3 separate regions of the Homo sapiens genome follow, and regions 1 and 2 are each linked to region 3. Evidence: chromatin loops called from intact Hi-C (ENCODE). Cell type or tissue: endothelial cell of umbilical vein. All regions are shown on one strand. Each heading gives the region's core, and the rest is flanking DNA. Links, peaks and the distances in the headings are about the cores only.

Region 1 (6,519 bases), core at 755-5,754, 420 kb after region 3:
TCCTAACCCTGGGGTGGGGTGCGGCACTGGTCCGCACCCTTCCCTCAAGTCTTCCAGCCTCCCACACTCAAACCCACAGCCACCTCCTGTCCTTAGGCCGGATCAACCTCTGATTCCCCAAATGGCCACCAGGTGGGAGCACAGGCCTGCGGTGAGGCTGAGACCACCTCGAGGATGGGCTGGGTGGGGTCTGGACACACCGGGGGACTCTCTCACTATGGGGCTAGCCCCACCAGGCAGCTGGGGTCTGGGTGTGTGCCTGGGGACATGGAGGTCTAGGTGAATAAGAGGGTGAGTTTGAGCATGGGTGCGACCCCGTGGGTAGAGGTGGATCCCATCTCTGTGTGCAGAGCCCGCCGCAACTGTTGCGTGCATGTGCCTACAAGCACACTTCTGTGCATGCGTGCAAGGGCACATGTACACAGATGCAAAGGCATGTGTGCATGCATGCATATAGGAGGGCCTTCAGGAACCTGGATGTGCAGAATTCTTCCTTCTCCCCCTAGGCAGTGGGCCTGAGCAGGCTGATGGACAGGACTGCCCGTTCATTGAACTTTAGTTTTCCCAGACTGGGGGATGGCTCTAGGACTGAGACCCCAGGACCCTCTGACTGCCTTAAGCCCTAAGGCTGTGTCCAGCCAGTGTGGGGGCATATCCCTCCTTTGCCTGCATTAGGTTCCTGCTGAGCCCTACATCTGGCATCAGGATAGGGACTCATGACTGTTCCTCAGGGGCTTGGAGCAGGAAGAGCCAACAGTGGATTGGAGACAGCCCCAGCCCCAAGCTAGACATCTAGGCTGAGGGGAGGGCCATCACACCAGGGTTTGTGCCCCTAGTTCGGCCAAAGGACTGCGCTAGGGAGGGCAGATGGGGCCTTGCCGGACCCAGTGGACACCCTCAGCATCTTGGGCTTCAGACATCCTCCTGCAGCAGGGCCCATTCCTCTTTTCCTTTTGGTGCCCTCCTGCTGACCTCACAGTAACCTCCTGCCCTCTTCCCTCGCTGCCAAATCCAATGTCAAGTCTCTGGTCTCTTACTGAACTCAGCAGCATTTCCCTCCCTCTTCCTGGAAACACACCCTTCCTCGGCTCTAAGACTCCGCTTTCCTGGTTTTCATTCCCGCCCACTGGCCGCCCAGTCAGTCTTCCTTGTGGTCTCCCTGACCTGTCCCTGTCAGGATGCTCTGTTCTCACACTCTTCCTTGGTGATCTCATCCAGGCTTGTGGCTTTCAAACGCCTCCCGTTCACTGTAATTGAATTAATTTCTTTCATCGATCATCTCTGTCTTCCCACCAGAAGGCAAGCTCCACCAAGCAGGGACTTAAAAAAAAAAAAAATCAGGCTTACATTATAGTCCAATGCACCTTTTTAGTGTACAGTTCTGAGCATTTTTGACAAAGGTGTATAGTTGTATAACTGCTTTGACAATCAATTACATGACAGTTCCCGTCACCCCCAAAAGTTCTCTGGGCCCCCTGTGGTCAACTCAGCCCCAAGTTCTACCCCTGGTAGCCACTGATCTGTTTTTTTGTCCCTATAGTTTTACCTTAAAAAACCCATATAAATGGCATTGTATGGTATGTAACCTTTTGAATTGGCTTCTTCCAGGCAGCACAATGCATTGGAGATTCACCCATGTGGTTTTATTTATCTACAGTTTGTTCCTTTATTTTATTTCATTGATGCACTACTGTGCTTATTTGTTCATAGGGTGACCTCTTGTCCTGGTTTTCCTGGGACTAAAACGTTTTCTGGGACATGAGACTTTCAATGCCAAAACCAGGATAGCAATTTGGGAGGCCGAGGCTGGCGGATCACTTGAGGTCAGGAGTTTGAGACAAGCCTGGCTAACATGGTGAAACCCCATTTCTACTAAAAATACAAAAATTAGCCAGGCATGGTGGTGCACGCCTTAATCCCAGCTACTCAGAAGGCTGAGGCGGGAGATTCGCTTGAACCTGGGAGGTGGAGGTTGCAGTGAGCTGAGATCGTGCCATTGTACTCCAGCCTGGGCAACAAGAGCAAAACTCTGTCTCAAAACAAAAAACAAAAACAAAAACAAAAAAACAACAGGTTGGGTGATTATCCTAGTTCACTAGTTGAAGGACATTTGTGTTGTTTTTAGTTTTTGGTGATTTTGAATATATAGTCAATATAACCAATGACATAGAGGGGTTTTTTGTGAACATACATTTTGATTTCTTTAGGGTAAACACCTAGAGAGGGGTTGTGGGGTTGTGGAGAGGGGTAATGAGTGTGTATCTCACTGTAGAAGAAACTGCCAGGCTGTTTTCCATAGAGGCTGTATCATTCAGCATTCCCATTGGCATTGTATGAGAATTCCAGTTGCTCCTCATCTTCACCAAAACTTGGTAGTGACTGTTAAATGTTTTTTTCAGCCATTGTAATAGGCATTTAATGGTATCTCTTTGCGATTGGCTGGAATTTCCTTTATCCATTTTGTGTTATGCTGTGCCCGAGTGCCTGCTGCATAGTAGACACTCAATGGATTATTTTACTGAATGAAGTATGAATGAATGGATGAAGCAGATACGGTTTTAGTTATCACCTAAATCTGTTATGGCAAATATATAGCACACATACCACTAACTCCCCCATGTGCCATTCCCTGTGTCCATAGCAGACATCACTAATCGTAATGGATAATTATGCTATCGATCCAGCTGCCTCGCTTCAGGCAGATACCATTCGATGCTTTGAGTAACCAGTGAGATGAATCTCATGGATGAATGCAGCTCTCATTCAAGCCTCTAACTAAAGAGGAGAACTAGGTTCAGAAAACAGGCATGGGTTGTCCAAGGACTCACAGGGAGCCAGGGGCAGGACTAGACATACAGGCTTGGCTCCTCCTAGTCGAGTAGGAAGGGAGTCAGGGATCTGGAGGCAGATCTGGAGGCAGGGACACAGATCTGGACCCTAGGCCTGGGGCGGGGCGCTGTCTTAGAATGCTCCCTAGGCAGTGGCTGGATGGGATGGCTGATACCTGTGATCTTCCTGCAGGTGCCCAAGGGCCGCCGGGATGGCCTGCCTGCCCACATTGGCTCCATGGCACAGCGGGCATACTGGGCGCTGCTGAACCAGCGGAGAGACCAGAGCATTGTGGCCCTGGGCTGGAGTGGCGCTGGGAAGACCACCTGCTGTGAGCAGGTCCTGGAACACCTGGTGGGGATGGCAGGCAGTGTGGATGGCAGGGTCTCAGGTATGGTGGTCTCTAGGTGACATGGAGAGTTGGGGTCAGCACGGGGAGAGTTGGAAGGGGATGCTGAGCTGCTTTCTTATATTCATTCAGCTAGCATTCACTGAGCACCAGATATGTGCAGACCCCATGCTTGCTACTGGGCAGGGCTATCCCTAGGTCATTGGGATGCATTTGTTGAAATTAGAATAAGGTACTCCTTCCTCAAGACATTGACGGCCGTTTGCAGAACAATCATCATACATGGACATTGTTAGAACCGGATACTTGACTGCCATCTGCTGGGAAATCGTCCTAATAGACGTACACAAATCTAGGAGAGTGTGATGTGAATGATGCACCCCTGGGATGTGGTGTCTTTGGGCAGTGCACAACTTGCGGAACTGAACAGAGGACTCGAAGAGTGAAGCTTCAAGGGCAGAGTCTACACTCATGAGAAGCTAATAGCCAGAGAGGAAATTGAACTGTACCTACGTTCAAAACTTGAATGTTCTTCAAAAAGTGCTGGCAGGGCAGGCTAGGGAAGAAACTCAGGGAGCGCAGAGGAGGGCTGCAGGAGGGCTTTTTTTAGGATGTGATATTTGATCTGGGCCTTAAAAAAGAGTACCAATTAATAATAACAACTACAATATTAATAACCATCAGAGTAAATGCTTGCTGAAGCCTAATGTACCAGGCCCTATTCTAAGGATACTAACTTTATTATTATTATTATTATTGAGACGGGGTCTCACTCTCTCACCCAGGCTGGAGTGCAGTGGTGTGATCCCAGCTTACTGCAGCCTTGACCTCCAAGGCTTAAGTGATCCTCCCACCTCAGCCTCCTGAGTAGCTGGGACTACAGGTACACGCCACCACCCTTGGCTATTTTATTTTTATTTTTTGTATTTTTTTGTAGAGATGGGGCTTCACCATGTTGTCCAGGCTGGTTTAGAACTCCTGGGCTCAAGTGATCCACCCACCTTGGCCTTCAAAAGTGCTGGGATTATAGGTGTGAGTCACTGTGCCCAACCTGAACTTTTTTTTTTTTAATCTAAAACAGCCCTATAAGGTAGGTATTATTATTTTATATTTTATAGATTGAAGGCATTGAGATTCAGAGACGTTAACTAGCTTGCCTGATGTCACACAGCAAATACTCCTAGCGCTGAGATTCAAACCCAGGCCTACTGGCTGTAGAACTCTAACCATTGTGGCAGTGTTCTCAGCTTTTTTTCATTATTGCACACTCTGAAAAGCCTTTTAAGACATTTATTCCCCTTAATCATTTCCCCTATGATGAAATGTTAATACCACAGATAAGCTATATATTCCTTTATGTGTATTTGTGCTTTATACATAAAAAGAGTAAAATTTTTTTTACCACCACTTCTAAGAATCAGTTTTTGCTCTTCTCAGGGGCAATATCCTCCCCACTGAGAATATATGATGCAGGGAATATTGTGTTTCTAATAATAATAACTATAATAACAGTTCCACTTTTGGAATATTTTCTAAGCATGTGACATTATTAAATCTTTTGGTCCTCATGACAGCCACATGAGGACTAGATTTAATTAGTTAATTATTAATGAATTAACTAGTTAATTAATTTGCCCCAAATCAGGTAACCAGGAAAGGGCAGATCCTCAATCTCTTTTAACTGCTGGGCTATACTGCTTCTCCACTGGGGTTATTCCAGTGTTTTGCTGAACACCTACTCTACATCTGGCTCATGCTAAAAGCTAGAGATACAGTGGGAAGAGGCACAGTCTCTCACAATGTAGTTGTGCTGTGAATCGCATGTGTCTGAGGGTGGAAGTCAGGTCAGGCTGTATCGAGGTGCTTAGCACAGTGCTTGTTGCATTGTAGGTATGCAATGAATAGTAGTGGGGAGATTATAGGATTTTGCAAGCCTGCCTCTAAGCTGTGAGTGCAGGCCCTAGAATGTTATCCTCACCTCTTCCTAGGCTCCATTAGGTCTGGGAAGCCCTAGGGCAGCCTCTGTTACCCAGATTGTGCCTAGCCCTGGCCCTTCTAGATTGAGTCTTGTTTCCCCTACACTAGAGCTGGTAGTACAGGTTCAGCCCAGCAATCGGTGCTCAGTGAAATGTATGTGGTTTATAGTTGGGTTGGGCAGGGAGTGGGTGGCAGGAAGCTCACAGGAAGCCCACCGGGGGCTGAGGCCAGGATGGGGACTGGCCCAAGCAGGGGCCGTGGAAAAGGTGGACCTGTGTGAGGTGGCAGTGGCAGCACCTGGGCCATCAGTGACATGTGGCCCCATGCTGCCCCCAACAGTGGAGAAGATCCGAGCCACCTTCACTGTCCTCCGGGCCTTCGGCTCTGTGTCCATGGCCCACAGCCGCAGTGCCACCCGGTTCTCCATGGTGATGTCGCTGGACTTCAACGCTACAGGCCGCATCACAGCTGCTCAGCTCCAGGTGAGGCCTCTCGGGGGATGTGCAAGGGGGCCCTTGGGGCTGCTGTGTCTCTAACCCCGGGACTCAGCAGAGCCCACGCCTCCAGCTGGGACTCTAGGATGTGTCTGAAATGGTCATGGCGGTGGCTCAGGCCTGTAATCCCAGCACTTTGGGAGGCTGAGGTGGGTGGATCACCTGAGGTCTGGGGTTTGAGACCAGCCTGACCAACATGGTAAAACCCCGTCTCTACTAAGATGCAAAAATTAGCCAAGTGTGGTGGCAGGTGCCTGTAATCTCAGCTACTCGGGAGGCTGAGGCAGGAGAATCCCTTGAACCCAGGAGGCGGAGGTTGTAGTGAGCCGAGATTGTGCCACTGCACTCCAGCCTGGGCAGCAAGAGCGAAACTCCATCTCAAAAAAAAAAAAAAAAAAAAAAAAAAAAAAAAAAAAGAAAGAAAGAAAATAGTAATAATAATAATAAAATAATGAAATGGTCATGGATCCCCTAGCTGGGGCCAGTTGCTCCCCACCTCGCTAGGTGCCCTGGAACGTCCCCTTCTGGAGCAAGCCAGCCCGTCTGTGCTTCAGACTTTCAGGCGGATGAAATATTCATGAGCAAATAGAGAATTCAGGCTGTCATTAGCCGGGTCTTAAAAGCGCAAGTTGAAATTAAACAGACGCTTGCCAGCCTTCTGCAGCAGTCCGCGTGTGACGAACACATGGCCTGTTTGTTCCTATCTCCAAAATCACCCATACTCCTCCCCGTCTCCCTCAAACATCCTGTTTGAACAGAAAATAGGATTAGGTTATTAGAAGGGTTGTTTGTAACATGGAGCTGGTATAATATCCAGACTCAAGGAAAACCCCTTCATGCCAAATAAGTCCCTTTTCTGTCCTGGCCCTG
Region 2 (6,519 bases), core at 1,087-6,086, 58 kb after region 3:
CAATATTTATCGAGTGCTTTCTGTGTGCCAGACACAGTTCTAAGCGCTTTTTACATGTTACAGCATTGCTCTCACGGCAATCCCGTTAACAACACTGAGGCAGAGCTGAGACACAGAGAGATTAGACAACTTGTCTAAGGTCACACAGCTCAGAAGGACTGGTCTTGGGCTTCTTATCCATTTGTCTTTTGAGCCCACGCTCTGAACCGCAACACTGCGGCTTTTTCTTTAGAATGACTCCCTGACCAGCAGTCCCTATAGAGAAATGTGTTTCCACTCACATATTGAAAGAAAAGTACTTCTGTATTGAACAATGTTTCAGTGCTTTTAAAACCAAAGCTTGGTATCATACCTTTTGGCAGCTCTTTTAAAGTTGTCATATATAGAGCTGCCACTAAAACTTGTAAAGCTTTGTGGATAAAAGCAGCATGAAAAGCAGTTCATATGATGTGTGTGACAACAAACAGAATTGTGATCCAAATTACAGGTGAAACGGGACAGTGGCCCCCGGGAGGCTAGCAATACCTGCAGAGGCTTACAGAGTGAGATGTTTGTAAATAAAGCCATTCAAACATCAATTGTGTGTGGTTTTCTTGAGAAGCAACTGTATTTAAGGGACTGCTTATACAAAATCAAGTTCTTCTTAGCAAGGATTGCTTTAAATATTCAGACTTGAATGAAGGCCAGTCATGTTCTGCCATTTTCAAAAATTTTCTAACTGAAGTCTTAGAGTTGATTTTCTTTTCATTTGTGATTAATTTCCCAGAATAACATTCCCAGCTCCCACCCCACCCAGCGTTTATAGATTCTGAGTGTAGGAAGTCCTAGTAAAGCCCAGAATCTAAAACAAGTAAGACCAGTCAGCTCTCTAGTTAGCTTTTTTCCTTCAAGTTGTTAGCAAAATAAACTCTGGAAAGCCTAAACTTTAATGCACCCATCTCAGCAACATCTCCTGTAACGATGGAAAGGCACAGAAAAGAAGAAAAGGGAACATTATTAATCTTGTGGGAACGCTGGAGTTTTGTCTATTATCACAAGCAGCGTGAGCCCCAAGTCATTTAAATCCTCTGGGGGTGGGAAACATAATTATTTGCAAGGGAGCATTATTAGCTAAGTACAAATGGGTTGCTATTTGTTTTCTCTGTTCTTTGTGATGATTACAGGCTGGGGATGGCGTTTAGTAACAGGATCCAGCAGGTCAGTTATGACAACTTCATCACTGTCATTAACCCCTTTTGTTTGCAGTGAACACAAAAAGCTGTTCAGTATCAAGAGAGTCAAGAAAAAGAGAAAGAAGAGGGGGTAGAGAAAGTGAGACAACCAAAGAGACAGCCAGGGAACAGAAATTCATACACTATGAACACCAGAAAAAAATACCCCTGGGTAATTGAGTCACCTGACTCAAATGGTGTAGGGGCCTCAGTTAGAGGATCAAATTTTGGACTCCTTGGTCTTTCTGCCAAAACAGTAATTGCTCATACTTATAAATACAAATGTTTTTGCCATTTGGTTTCCTAGAAATGCCCTAGACGGAGATGTTATTTTTGGTAAGGGGTCTTCCTGCTTCAAGTATAATGACTGTGAACAACTAGTTTCAGTATCTTCTCTAGCATGCCAGGGTAAAATGAAGCAAAATAAATAGAGGAAGTGCTTATAATCTTTATTGAGGATCTACCAGGTGCCAGGAAAGATGCATTTTTCTTTTTCTTTTTTTTTTTTTTTTTTTTGTGAGACAGGGTCTCACTCTGTCACCCAGCCTGGGGTGCAGTGGTGCAATCTTGACTGACTGCAGCTTCCACTTACTGGGTTCAAGCAATTCTTGTGCCCCAGCCTGCCAAGTAGCTGGGATTACAGGCGTGCACCACCATGCCTGTCTAATTTTTGTATTTTCAATAGAGACAGGGTTTTGCCATGTTGGCCAGGCTGGTCTTGAGCTACTAGCCTCAAGCTATCCACCTGCCTCGGCCTCCCAAAGTGCAGGATTACAGGTGTGAGCCACCGCACCCGACAAGTTGAATTTTTATGTGCTTTTTCTCCTCTGTCTTCTCAAAAAGCCGGGGGTAAAAGGCCTCATTTCCACTTTTCCTATGAGAACAACAAAGTAGAAAGGGTAAAAGATTGCCTCGAAGATCACCCAGCACAGAGCAGGGATTTGATTTCAGGTGTGTCTTGTTCCAAACTTACTACACTGTGCTGCCGGGGCAAAAAAAGAGCAAAAAGAAAAACCCAAAAGGTTCTTAACTGAAGTTAAAGATGACCAAGAAAATGTAGGCAGATGTCAGGTCTGATCATGTGGATGCTCAAATGATAAACAGACACATTGAGAGAAATTGTATTAATTAAATCATAAAAACATGTTCTGCTTTTCTGGGGAATTTACTGCTCCATGTGGCGTGACCCTTGACAAGACATTCTGTCTTCCTGTTTTATTTTTTATTTTTTATTTTTTGGGACGGAGTCTCACTCTGTCACCCAGGCCGAGTGCAGTGGTGCAATCTTGGCTCACTGCAAGCTCCGCCTCCCAGGTTCAGGCCATTCTCTTGTCTCAGCCTCCAGAGTAGCTGGAACTACAGGTGCCTGCCACCACACCCAGCTATTTTTTGTTTTTTTTTTTTCTATTTTTGTAGAGACGGGGTTTCACTGTGTTAGCCAGGATGGTCTCGATCTCCTGACCTCGTGATTTGCCCGCCTCAGCCTCCCAACTGTCTTCCTGTTTTTAAGGAAAAAAAAAAAAAGTGGGTAGAAGATGAAAGTTTGATATTTCGCTCATGCATAGCTTTGTCTCATTAATATATTTTGTGCTTGCCTGTCATTTCAGCTTTCTGCTGCCAGACCAAGCTCCTTTGACTGCCATTCCTACTTCTGACACTCCTCTTGTCCTTTTCAGGACAACTTTATGCCTATTGTGCCTTGGATCTTGAGAAATATGTGGTAAAACTGGCCAGTGGTGATGGCAGGCATAGCAGGGAATCAGATTGAGGGGGGCTGCCGGGTGAGAGAGAAAACAAAAGAGGGAAACAGGCTACTTGATGACGGAATCAGGCTGCTTCTGCAATGACATTACATGAAATAATCTGAAATACGATCTTAACTGTATCTGGTGGGTCCCGTTAACCCTGTAAGTTATGGACAGAACATTTACTCAAATTGTAGCCAAGTCTAGGCTCATGGGAACACGTGACCAATTCAGGTGAATGAAAGGGACTTTAAAACATTAATTTCCAGCTTAGGTCTTCCTAAGACTGCCTGCATGTTCCTTAACACCACTCCAGCCTGAGTGTCACGTGGATCCTGAATGCGGACTTGTGTGCACACTGCTGAAAAATAAGCAACTGAAAACCCCAGGCAGCGGGGTGGAGTGATGATGAAAGACACCGAGACCTATCGGGAAGCTGGAAATTCCCCCCCAGCTTCGGTGTTTGGGCTGTATCTCGCTTTTCCACTTCCCTAAATCACCCCCGTGGTGCGAGTGTGCTCGCAGCAGATGCTCCCTAATTGTCTCTTGTATTTGTAGCAGGATGAGCAGCAAACAAAACTCCTCAGACACCGAGTTAAAGAAGGAAGGGGTTTATTCAGCCGGGGGCATCGGCAAGACTCCCGTCTCAAGAGCCGAGCTCCCCGAGTGAGCAATTCCTGTGCCTTCAACTCTAAGTGGGTGCGTGTGAGAGGGTCGTGATTGATTGAGCAAGCTGGGGGTAAGTGACTGGGAGCTGCACGCACTGCTAAGTAGATCGGAACAAAACAGGATAGGGATTTCACAATGCTTTTCTATACAATGTTTGTAATCTCTAGATAACATAACCGATTAGGTCAGGGGTCGATCTTTAACTACCAGGCCCAGGGTGTGGCGCTGGGCTGTCGGCTTGTGGATTTCATTTCTGCCTTTTAGTTTTTACTTTTTCTTTCTTTGGTCGCAGAAACTAGGTATAAGACAATATGAGAGGTGGTCTCCTCCCTTATATTGACAGTAAAACCCCAAGGGCAGGAATACTCTTATTTCTCAACACCATTTCAACAACCAAACTAAAACCTCTCACCTGAGTGTAAGGGAGTGGTGACCTTCTTAAGCCGGGAGCTCTTCCATCAGGGGGTTCCCTAAGGGCATCTCTGTTCCTAGCGGGGGAGCCGTCACCCCACTTTGCTCTGCTTAGCCTGAGACACGCAATTTTCTCCAGCTTTTACTCTTCGCTGAATTCTCAAGGCGGGGTTGGGGGGATGTTCAGGCTCAGGAAGGAGGTTGGGGGCCCGGCCGCTGGACGCTGTTCACCGGTAGCCCGGACCAGAGCAGGAGTTTCATCACCACCTGCGGGGACAGGTGGGACACATGCATTTCCGGGGCCATCCTAGACCTCCTGGAGGATGCTGATTGACACTGTCCAGTTTGAGAACTACTGTGTCCCCGGAGCAGAGGCCTCCCCATTGCCCTTGGGTAGCGGGCGTCGGGCACAGGGCTTCTCCGGATGAGCGGGGCGGGCATGAGAGCACATGGAACTGGGGGCGGGAGGTCGGGGCAGCCAAGGAGGAGAAGGAGGAGGCGGAGGGGGAGGGAGGGGAGGAAGAAGAGGAGGAGGAGTCCTTTGTGGCCACCCGGAGGGGAGAGACTTGGTTGGGAGGCGCCAACCGAGCTGGCCGCTGGGACTCTGCACCCAGGTGCGCCAACCCTTGGGCGCACGCTCCCCGCAGACCCTCGCTGAAGGAGCGGTGGGCGGCGCGCCGCGACCCTGGCGGGCTACAGATTACACCGCTTGCAGGGCGCTGCTGGGGCGCGCAGAGCGGGGCTGCCCCAGGGTGGCTCCCCCAGGTTGGGGCGCGGCGGGCGGCGGCCGCGGGCGCGCGTCCCATCCGGGTCCCGAGTAACCGCCACCGCCGCTGCCAAAGCTCGCCAACATGGTGGACCTGGAGGCCGTGGTGGCCGATGTCAGTTACCTGATGGCCATGGAGAAGAGCAAGGCGACCCCGGCCGACCACGCCTGCAAGAGGACCGTCCTGCCCGAACCCACGTACCACCTGCCCCGGCCCGCGCCGGTCCCCGACGCCGCCGCCCCCTGCGGCCGCCAGCGACCCCCTGCGTCCGGGAGAATCGGGAGCTGAGCCGTCGCTGTCCCGGAGCGGGTGACACAGCGGAGCGGGCGATGCGGGGCCGGCCTCCTGGCTCCAGTCTCTGAAATGGGGCATCGGAGGGCGGGTGGGGGGCACTCCGGGAGAGAGCGCTCCAAAGTGCCTGGCGCCGCGCCCTGCGCGCAGCTAGCACCCCAGCAAGGGGCTGGTTATGACTTGGCTGGACCAGTTCCATCCCTGTCGCCCCCTCCCCCAGCCCTGTCCTCTCCTGTCCCATCCCCGTGGTTCTACCTGTTGCATTGGTGTGGTCCCTTTGGGCTCCTTGCCTGTCACTCGTTTGCGCTCCATCCTGGTCGCTCCTTCTTCCCGGGCTCTGTGGTTCCCCTTTCCAACTCCATCCTTTCAGCTCCCTCTGGGCCGATTATCTGGGGACTGCAGGCTTGTTGCTTACTGTCCGAGGTAGTTAAACTGCTCTTTTCAGTGCTTGCTCTTCTTGAAGTCCCTAAGTCTAGTCACCTTCTTCGTCTCCTCTTCTATTGTCTGCCCAGGCAGGATTTCGACCCACTCAGTATTCTTTTTGGTGCCAAGTGTGTCACCTGAGCTGCTTTCCTCAACTTGCAGATCTACTGGTAGTACTTTATTAAAAAATTGAAATGGGATTCATTTAAAAAGGCACTTGAATGGATGATTCCAGACAGGAATTTGTTGTTAAATTATCAAAGGAGGGCCTGATTGAATTGGCGAGGGGCTCGGTGAGGTCCATACCAAGTTGCAATTTTCCCTCAAATGATTTATTATTAAGGAACTAGTAAAATTTTTTGCCAGCTCATGTCATTAGCACTTCCCCGGAAAAAAATAGTTCATCAGGTTAATAGTGAGTTTTAAATAATGTATCAAGGCTTCAGCGATGGATTTTTTTTTCTCTAGCTCCTTTCCTAATTAACACCATCATGAGTTGTACAGCTAATGAGGTTCCTTAATGCTAAATAGCTCTTTGAATTGATGCTCAAAAGAGGCATTTTCTTTATGGTGAATTTGAAACCATGCAATTCTATAAAATGTTGGAATTTAAACCAAAGTTATTGTCCATTTGAAATCATCAGTCCTTCAAGTGTTAGGCGCCCAAAATTGCTTAAATGTTACCTAATGCTAAGTGATCATAATGTGATTTTTTTACAAGTCCATCTATGAGCCCTATGATACAGAAAATACCAGTCCCCTTGTTATTTCTTGTGAAAAAGCTAAATTGTGCAAATGAAGACATGCTTGCTAGATATTTTGGGCTTGCTTCTCCCTCCTTAGCCCATGCCTCTTGTTGGTTTTGCAGGATGTGCTACTCTTTGATAGACAATGCCAAGTAGTGAAAATAAGGAAAAAGTGCAAACCCTTCTGCAATGTCGTGAGTTTAACACCCCTATGCCAGAGTGTAGCATATCAGAAGCTAATTGAAAAAATCAATGC
Region 3 (6,519 bases), core at 483-5,482:
TCCACAGAGAGCAGCACTGCGACTGACCTCCCAGCTCCTCCGGGACTTCCCATCGGCACCCCCAGCTCCACTGCACCTCCTCCCTCAGGGTCTGCCCATTTAGTGTTCTGGGTTATGAGCCCCCAGGAAGGCCCCTGGCTACAGCAATCTGAGCCGCTGTGGGGGGGGTCTCAACCAACCGACAAGCTCTCTGCTTTCACAGACTTCTACGCTGGAAAGCTGGAGCCATGCTGTCAGCCCCAGCCACACACCTGCCACCTCCTGCTGTGTGACCCTGGCCAAGTCCCTGAGCATCTCTGGGCTTCACTGTCCTCAACTGTATAACTACCTACCCTCCTGGATGAAAAGACCCATGGTGTGCAAAGTGTTAAAAGAGGCCTGGCCTGGCCAGGCATGGTGGCTCATGCCTGTAATCCCAGCACTTTGGGAGGCCAAGGCAGGTGGATCACCTGAGGTCAGGAGTTCGAGACCAGCCTGGCCAACATGGAGAAACCCCATCTCTAGCAAAAATACAAAAATTAGCCAGACACGGTGGCAGGCACCTGTAATCCCAGCTACTTGGGAGGCTGAGGCAGGAGAATTGCTTGAGCCCGGAAGGCAGAGGTTGCAGTGAGCCAAGATTGTGCCATTGCATTCCAGTCTGGGCGACAGAGTGAGACACCATCTCAAAAAAAAAAAAAAGAGGCCTGGCCTGTACTGTGGTCAGTGTCACAGAGGCTGCCCTTACTACCACTACTGTCGTCCTGGAAATCACCCAGGTGGACTGTTCCATTCTACAGATCAGGAAGCTGAAGCTAGGGGAAGAAAGGGCTCACTCCAGGTCTCCAGGGCTTTCTATGCATGGACCCAGCAGCAGCACCGGACCACCTGGGTACTTGTTAGAAACCCAAGTCCTCAGCCCTGCCCTGGAGCTCCTGAATCAGCACTCTGGGGATGGGGCCCAGCCGCTGGTGTTTTAACAAGCCTTCCTCCAGGTTCTGATGCAAGACAGTGTTCCAGAATGACTGGTCCAGGTCAAGCTCCCTCTGCTTGGCCTGGCCCTGGCTCCAGGCCCCACCCGTCTTACCCCATCTCGGGATGCAGTGCAATGGCACGGGGCTCGTCCATGTCCTCTGACACCAGGATCTTGTGGGAGGTGCTGTTGAGGCACGTCACCTCGATGTGTTCAGTGCCTGTGTGGGTCCAATAGAGGCTTCGGGCCACCCAGTTGACTGCGATGTCATCGGGGTCGTTGATCTTGGTGTTGATCAGCGTCTGCGCCCCAGACCCATCCAGGTATGCCCTGCGGATGGCCCACACCTCGTCATCCGTCCAGTAGACGTGGCCCTCCATTGGGTCATAGTTGATGGCGATGGCATGCTGGATGTCGTCCAGCTGCAGCACGATGTCGGTGAAGTCCGGTGTGTCCAGCGAGACCCTCCATTGGTCCGTCTACCGGGCCAGCAGCAGGACCTCCTTGGCTCCTGTGGGGACAGGTGCAGTGGGCCAGGCAAGGGAAAAACTCAGCCAGGTCCCCAGGGCTCTCCTTGCAAAGGCTGGTAATGTTAGGTGACACGCACCCAGCCCATGCTACGTGGTCACTCGTTCATCCTCATGACAGGTCTGGGAGGCTGGCACTGTTTTCTCATTTTATAGATGAGAGAACTGAGGCACAGAGCCAGGCCATCAGGCTTCAACCGCTGGATGGGAGCTGCCTCACAGTCCCCCTTGTCTTCTGCCAGCCCCTCTCCTGGCCACACACCAGCCCCAACCACAAGTCCCACCGGGTACCGAGCTGAAGACCCACCTGCTGGCCGTGCTGCTCAGCGTCCCCAGCACACCCACCCCACCTTGCAGGGGCTCACCCTTCCCGCCCAGCTCAACGCCACCTCATCCCTGAAGCTCTCTCCCTCCCCTCCACCAACGAGGGCAGCTTCAGGTCCCAGGACCGTGCCTGGGGGGGCTCCCAGGCAGGACCAAACGTACCCATCAAGTAAATCACCCTCTTTACTCACTGCCCAGATGCTCCCGGGTCACTGAGATGAAGGGAAACCCTGGTTCCGAAGCCCAGGGGCACCAAGAGCTAACACAGTTTTGTGGCCACTTGAGACACCAGGCAACACAGGTGCAAGATGAGAAACACCTCCAGGGCATGCGTTCTGGTCACGGCTAGACCCAGGGCCCTGGCTCCTTGGATGGGGCTCCACCGTGGCCTCCACACAGCTAGGCCATCAGAATGTAGCGATGACCCCCAGTAACTCAGACCTGGTTTCTAAACAGGGTCCCACAGAGAACAGGTAAGGCACTGTCCATGCACTTCCAACTGCGTTTCAGAACCACCCCATGAAGCAACCACCCCACAGCCACCTGGGTCTCTGCTGCACCCCAGGCCCAAGCCTGCTGCTGGCTAAGCAGGTTGAGGCCAAGCCTCTCCAAGCATGGGTGGACAGGCTTCAGGGTGGCACTTACGCAGGTGGATGAGGGGAGAGCCTAGTCCTCTCAGGATGTCCCTGCAGACAGGCTGGACACAGCTGGGGACAGGAGGATGCTGAGGTGATTCTAGTCTCAAAAACCCCCTCTCTAGCTGAGGGAAAGATTTGCCGGACCTCAAGATTCGCACATATTAAATCCCCAAGGAAAGTTCTCTGCTCTGGGCATCTGTGCCTTGCCAAACTCACCAGCGTGGCCTGACAGCGTACGGCCGGCACAAGAGAGGCTCGACTCAGGCTCTCTCGGCAGCCACAGCAACACTCAAGAGAGCAGCTGAGCAGCAGGGCCCAGGGATCAGCTGTGGACGGGGTCCTGCTGCTCAGGCCCAGCAGCATGTAAACCCAAAGACCCCCCACCACCCACTCCACAGGACACCCCCCCAAGCTTTCACCCATGGCCCTCCAGTGGGCTTCTAAGTTTGGGGGGCAGGGGCGGTTACAGGATTCTCTTATGAACCCCCTGTGGCCCACCTTCTACATGCTCCTGACCCCCCAGGGCCCGGGGATCCACACACAGTGGCATCAGCATTTCTGATTGTGTCCTATGACCCCCCAGTTGGGATTTTTCAGAGTTTCCGGCAGAAGTTGCATGTGGAGACCCATGCAGACTCGGGGCCCCCAGGGTGCCCCATAACCCTGACACGGATCCTTCTGAGGCTGCTGGGGTCAGGATGTGGCTCCCTCCCCGAGTTAGGGCATTGTTCACTGATTTGTTCCAGACCTTTCTGGTTTCAAGGATGCACAGAGCCAAGAAGGTCAGGGTCAGAGATCCCCCCTCAACATCATGTGGCCATGCCCCCACAGTCACAATCCGCATGGGGGCCCGGGGCTGAGCCAGCCCAGAGCATCCCTCATGCCCTGGCCCCTAGACCTGGCCCTGCAGCCAACTGCCAGGTCTCCTGAGTGCCCTACCAGGCTGCAGCCTTCAGCCTTCAAACAACAGTAGCCCCCTGCGCCCAGGCTCTGGCTGTTGCCAGGAGGAATGCAGAGACCTGAAGAGCTGTTCCAGGATCCCGGCGTCCAGCATTTCAAGGAAGGACAGGAGCCCCTTCTGAATCCTGCTCCAAGCCCCCTCGTGCATAATCCGATTCATCCACTAGAGGGCGCCCAGGTGATGGTGACAGCGGCACAGGCCCAGGGCTAGGGAAACGGAGGCAGGCAGGCTGGGGACAGTGAGGTGGAGGCAGCACTCAGAAAGTGCCCCAACTGCCTGGCTACAATGGAAATCTCTGAGAGCCAAATTCAGATCTGGTCAGAGGCGTCTGATTTGGTGTGTATTGGTAGGGGGAGGGGGATCTCTGAATTTCAACAAGTTTTCTCCCTCTAGGCTCCACTCCCAAAATGTTCTGTTGACATTGGACCTGTCCTTCAAGGCCCAGGTCACACGGCACCGCCTCCTCAGGGAAGCTGTTCCTCCCCACACCCCGGTGGATGGCTGTCCCGTACCCCCAGTCTGCCCCATGGCCAAGGCACCACCCCTACTGGCTCACTGGGGTCCTGGCAGAAGCCCTCTGCTCTCCACAGCCCCTAGCACAGCCCCACGTCCACAGCAGCGCTACATCCAGGGATGAGCAGGGAGAATCTGAGACCGAAACCTCTGGGGCCTGCCCGTGCTTGGTGACCTCGGGCAGGTTCCTGCCCCTCTCTGGGCCTGTCTCCTCATCCACAGTGAATAACAGCCAGGGCTGATGGTGCCTGAGTCCCTGTCTAGCTATGACTTAGAGGGGACCATAGACTCCACGAAGGGTCCCTGCTTAATCAGCCACGGTGGGGAGATCACAGTCCTGGAAGTCCTCCAGGGCTTGGCTGGGAAGAGCCCTGTCCACACGGTGTCTACAGAACTTTCCAACGAGACTGCCAGGCACAGCGTGAGACGAATCACGCTTGACCTCAGCAGTGTGTCCATCATGGCCCCACAGAGAACGCCAGTGCCAGACAGAAACCGGCATTTGATCCCAAAACACATTCCAAGCCTGCCTTGCTAGCTAGTTCCCTCCGTCGTCCTAAGAAATCACTAAAGTACGCTAGGCGCAGTGGCTCACGCCTGTAATCCCAGCACTTTGGGAGGCCTAGGCAGGTGGATCACCTGAGGTCAAGAGTTCAAGACCAGCCTGGCCAACATGGCAAAACCCTACTAAAAATACAAAACTATGCTGGGCTTGGTGGCGCACTCCTGTAACCCCAGCTACTCAGGAGGCTGAGGCAGGAGAATCACTTGAACCCAGGAGGCAGAGGTTGCAGTAAGCTGAGATCGTGCCACTACACTCCAGCCTGTGCACTGGAGTGAGACTCCGTCTCAAAAAAAAAAAAAAATCATTAACACAATTTTCACACACTACCCCTCGAGCTATGAGGATGCCCCATCCTACTGACAAGGACCCCAATCCTCAGAGAGGGTAGGCTCCCGGCCCAAGGACACACAGCTGCAAGAGGAAAGCTCACTTCACTTCGCTTCCTCAAATACTTCAATCCCAGGAGCCAGCACATCCAGGAAGCGCGTTTGTCACTTGATGCCTGGCTGCCTCCATCATCCCACCAGTATCTCTGTAGGAACCTACTTCAGGCCAGGCCCTGGACCAGCTGCTAGGGAAGGAGAGGTGGATGAAACAGACTTGGGATCTGCCCTCTGGACGCCCTTGGGGTCACAGGGCAGAGACCTTAGGTGAACGACACCATCCGTGAATACACAGCCACAAACTGTACTGTGAAGGCAGGCTAGGGTTATGGGGTACGTGCAGGGGACCTGCTGAGATTGAGAGGTCTGTTCTCCAGCTCAAGAGCCTCTGGGATTTAGGTAGCTGTCACCATGTGGCAGGTTCTGGCGGGGCGTCCCAAATGGGCCTAGAACCTTCAGGGACTGAGCACACCCAGCCCTAGCCCTCTGTTAACTAGGTCAGCAAAGGGCCTCCAGTTCCACCATCAGGAACCCATTCTCGGCATCCCATCCAATTACTTAGGAATAAATCAAACCTCTGTGGTGAAGCAGTCCTTTCACTGCTGGGATGAATCTGTAGGTGTTTACTGACTCCAGGGAGGAGTCTCTGACACGCCTCAGGCTACAAGGCCCCTGAGGTTTTTGAATTTTGCAGAGATTGTGACACCTGGGAGAGAGCCAGGACCCAACCTATTTGCCTGAAGGTCTGAGTGAGCTGTGAGCAGTACAGAGGTGACCCCAGTGTGGTGGGGACTCTGTCCAGCCAGGCTGGCAGGGAGCAGCTGCAGAGAGAGTCCCACCAGCCTGGGCTCTGCCAGATGCCTGCCAAGGCTGGTGCCCACAGCTGGCCTCCAGGAGGTTGTGTGTGTAGTGAGGTCCGGGCAGCAGCCATGGCCACAGGTAAGCAGGCCTGGGGTTGGGAGGGGCAGGTGCAGGGGACTGTGTTGGGCTATAAAGAAGAGAGGCCAACTCCTTCCCTGGGACCAGCTACAGAGCCTTGGTAGGAGTTTTTCAAACACCAAGGAAGTAAATTGTTTGGAAACTAACAGTTTGGCCAAATGGTTTTCTTTGGGGTTGTTTAAACAAACAGCCAGCCCCACAATGTTGCCGGAAAGTGAAACCTTCCCCTCGCCCGAGCCTCCTCCAGGCGGGTTTCTGACCTCTCCCTTCCTCCTTGCACGCATGCAGGAGAGAAGGGCCACATCCCTTCCACGAGCCAAGCACAGGGCAGGGGCAAGGGCCAGGCAGGGTACAACTTCCTGGTAAGCAGCCTTGTCCTCAAAAAGCAGTCCTAAGGGATGGGCCAGTGTCATGGACATGTCTGTCCCTGCCCACCTCTGCCCCCGACCACATGGACACCCAGAACCTGTGGGGGGCTGCAGTGACACATCGCCGCCAACCAGGTGGCTTCTAACATCAGAAATGTACCCCGCCGCCAAGACCTGCAACCCAGAAGTCAAATGTCAAGACATCTTCAGGGACAGACTCTCTCTGAAGGCGCCAGGGGAGGATCCTTCCTGGCCTCTTCCAGCTTCTGGAGTTGCAGGAAATACCTGGGGTTCCTTGGCTTGTGGCCGCCATCACACCAAGCCCTGCTCTGACTCCATGCAGCCTTCA

The links. A loop is a pair of places that touch in the nucleus more often than their neighbours do. Peaks named below come from ENCODE experiments on the same cell type or tissue, not always from the same donor. Only the 100,000 strongest peaks of a DNase experiment are listed, where the experiment ranks them.
Region 1: it touches region 3 in a loop (20-fold over the local background); 17 of 110 quality-filtered maps call a loop at or near these places.
Region 2: it touches region 3 in a loop (3-fold over the local background); 39 of 110 quality-filtered maps call a loop at or near these places.

The regions. Positions count from the first base shown.
Region 1 is chr22:25,774,562-25,781,080 of GRCh38, forward strand. It overlaps MYO18B (myosin XVIIIB), which reads left to right. Exons shown (of 44, transcript NM_032608.7): 8 at 3,022-3,220; 9 at 5,495-5,637. Among named protein-coding and RNA genes, the nearest start is that of MYO18B, 36 kb to the left of the region's middle. RefSeq lists enhancers at 2,558-3,058, 3,059-3,559. In endothelial cell of umbilical vein, for the core only: no CTCF peak of the experiment used is centred there; a DNase peak (open chromatin) is centred at 3,490.
Region 2 is chr22:25,416,332-25,422,850 of GRCh38, forward strand. It overlaps LOC124905095 (a long non-coding RNA gene), which reads right to left. Exons shown (of 2, transcript XR_007068037.1): 1 at 4,038-6,519; 2 at 1,644-2,985. Among named protein-coding and RNA genes, the nearest start is that of MIR6817, 36 kb to the right of the region's middle. RefSeq lists a silencer at 4,702-4,881. In endothelial cell of umbilical vein, for the core only: no CTCF peak of the experiment used is centred there; a DNase peak (open chromatin) is centred at 3,030; H3K27me3 peaks cover 2,712 bases.
Region 3 is chr22:25,358,761-25,365,279 of GRCh38, forward strand. It overlaps the pseudogene LRP5L. Among named protein-coding and RNA genes, the nearest start is that of MIR6817, 94 kb to the right of the region's middle. RefSeq lists an enhancer at 1,172-1,671. In endothelial cell of umbilical vein, for the core only: a CTCF peak has its summit at 3,564 (motif pointing right); a DNase peak (open chromatin) is centred at 3,561.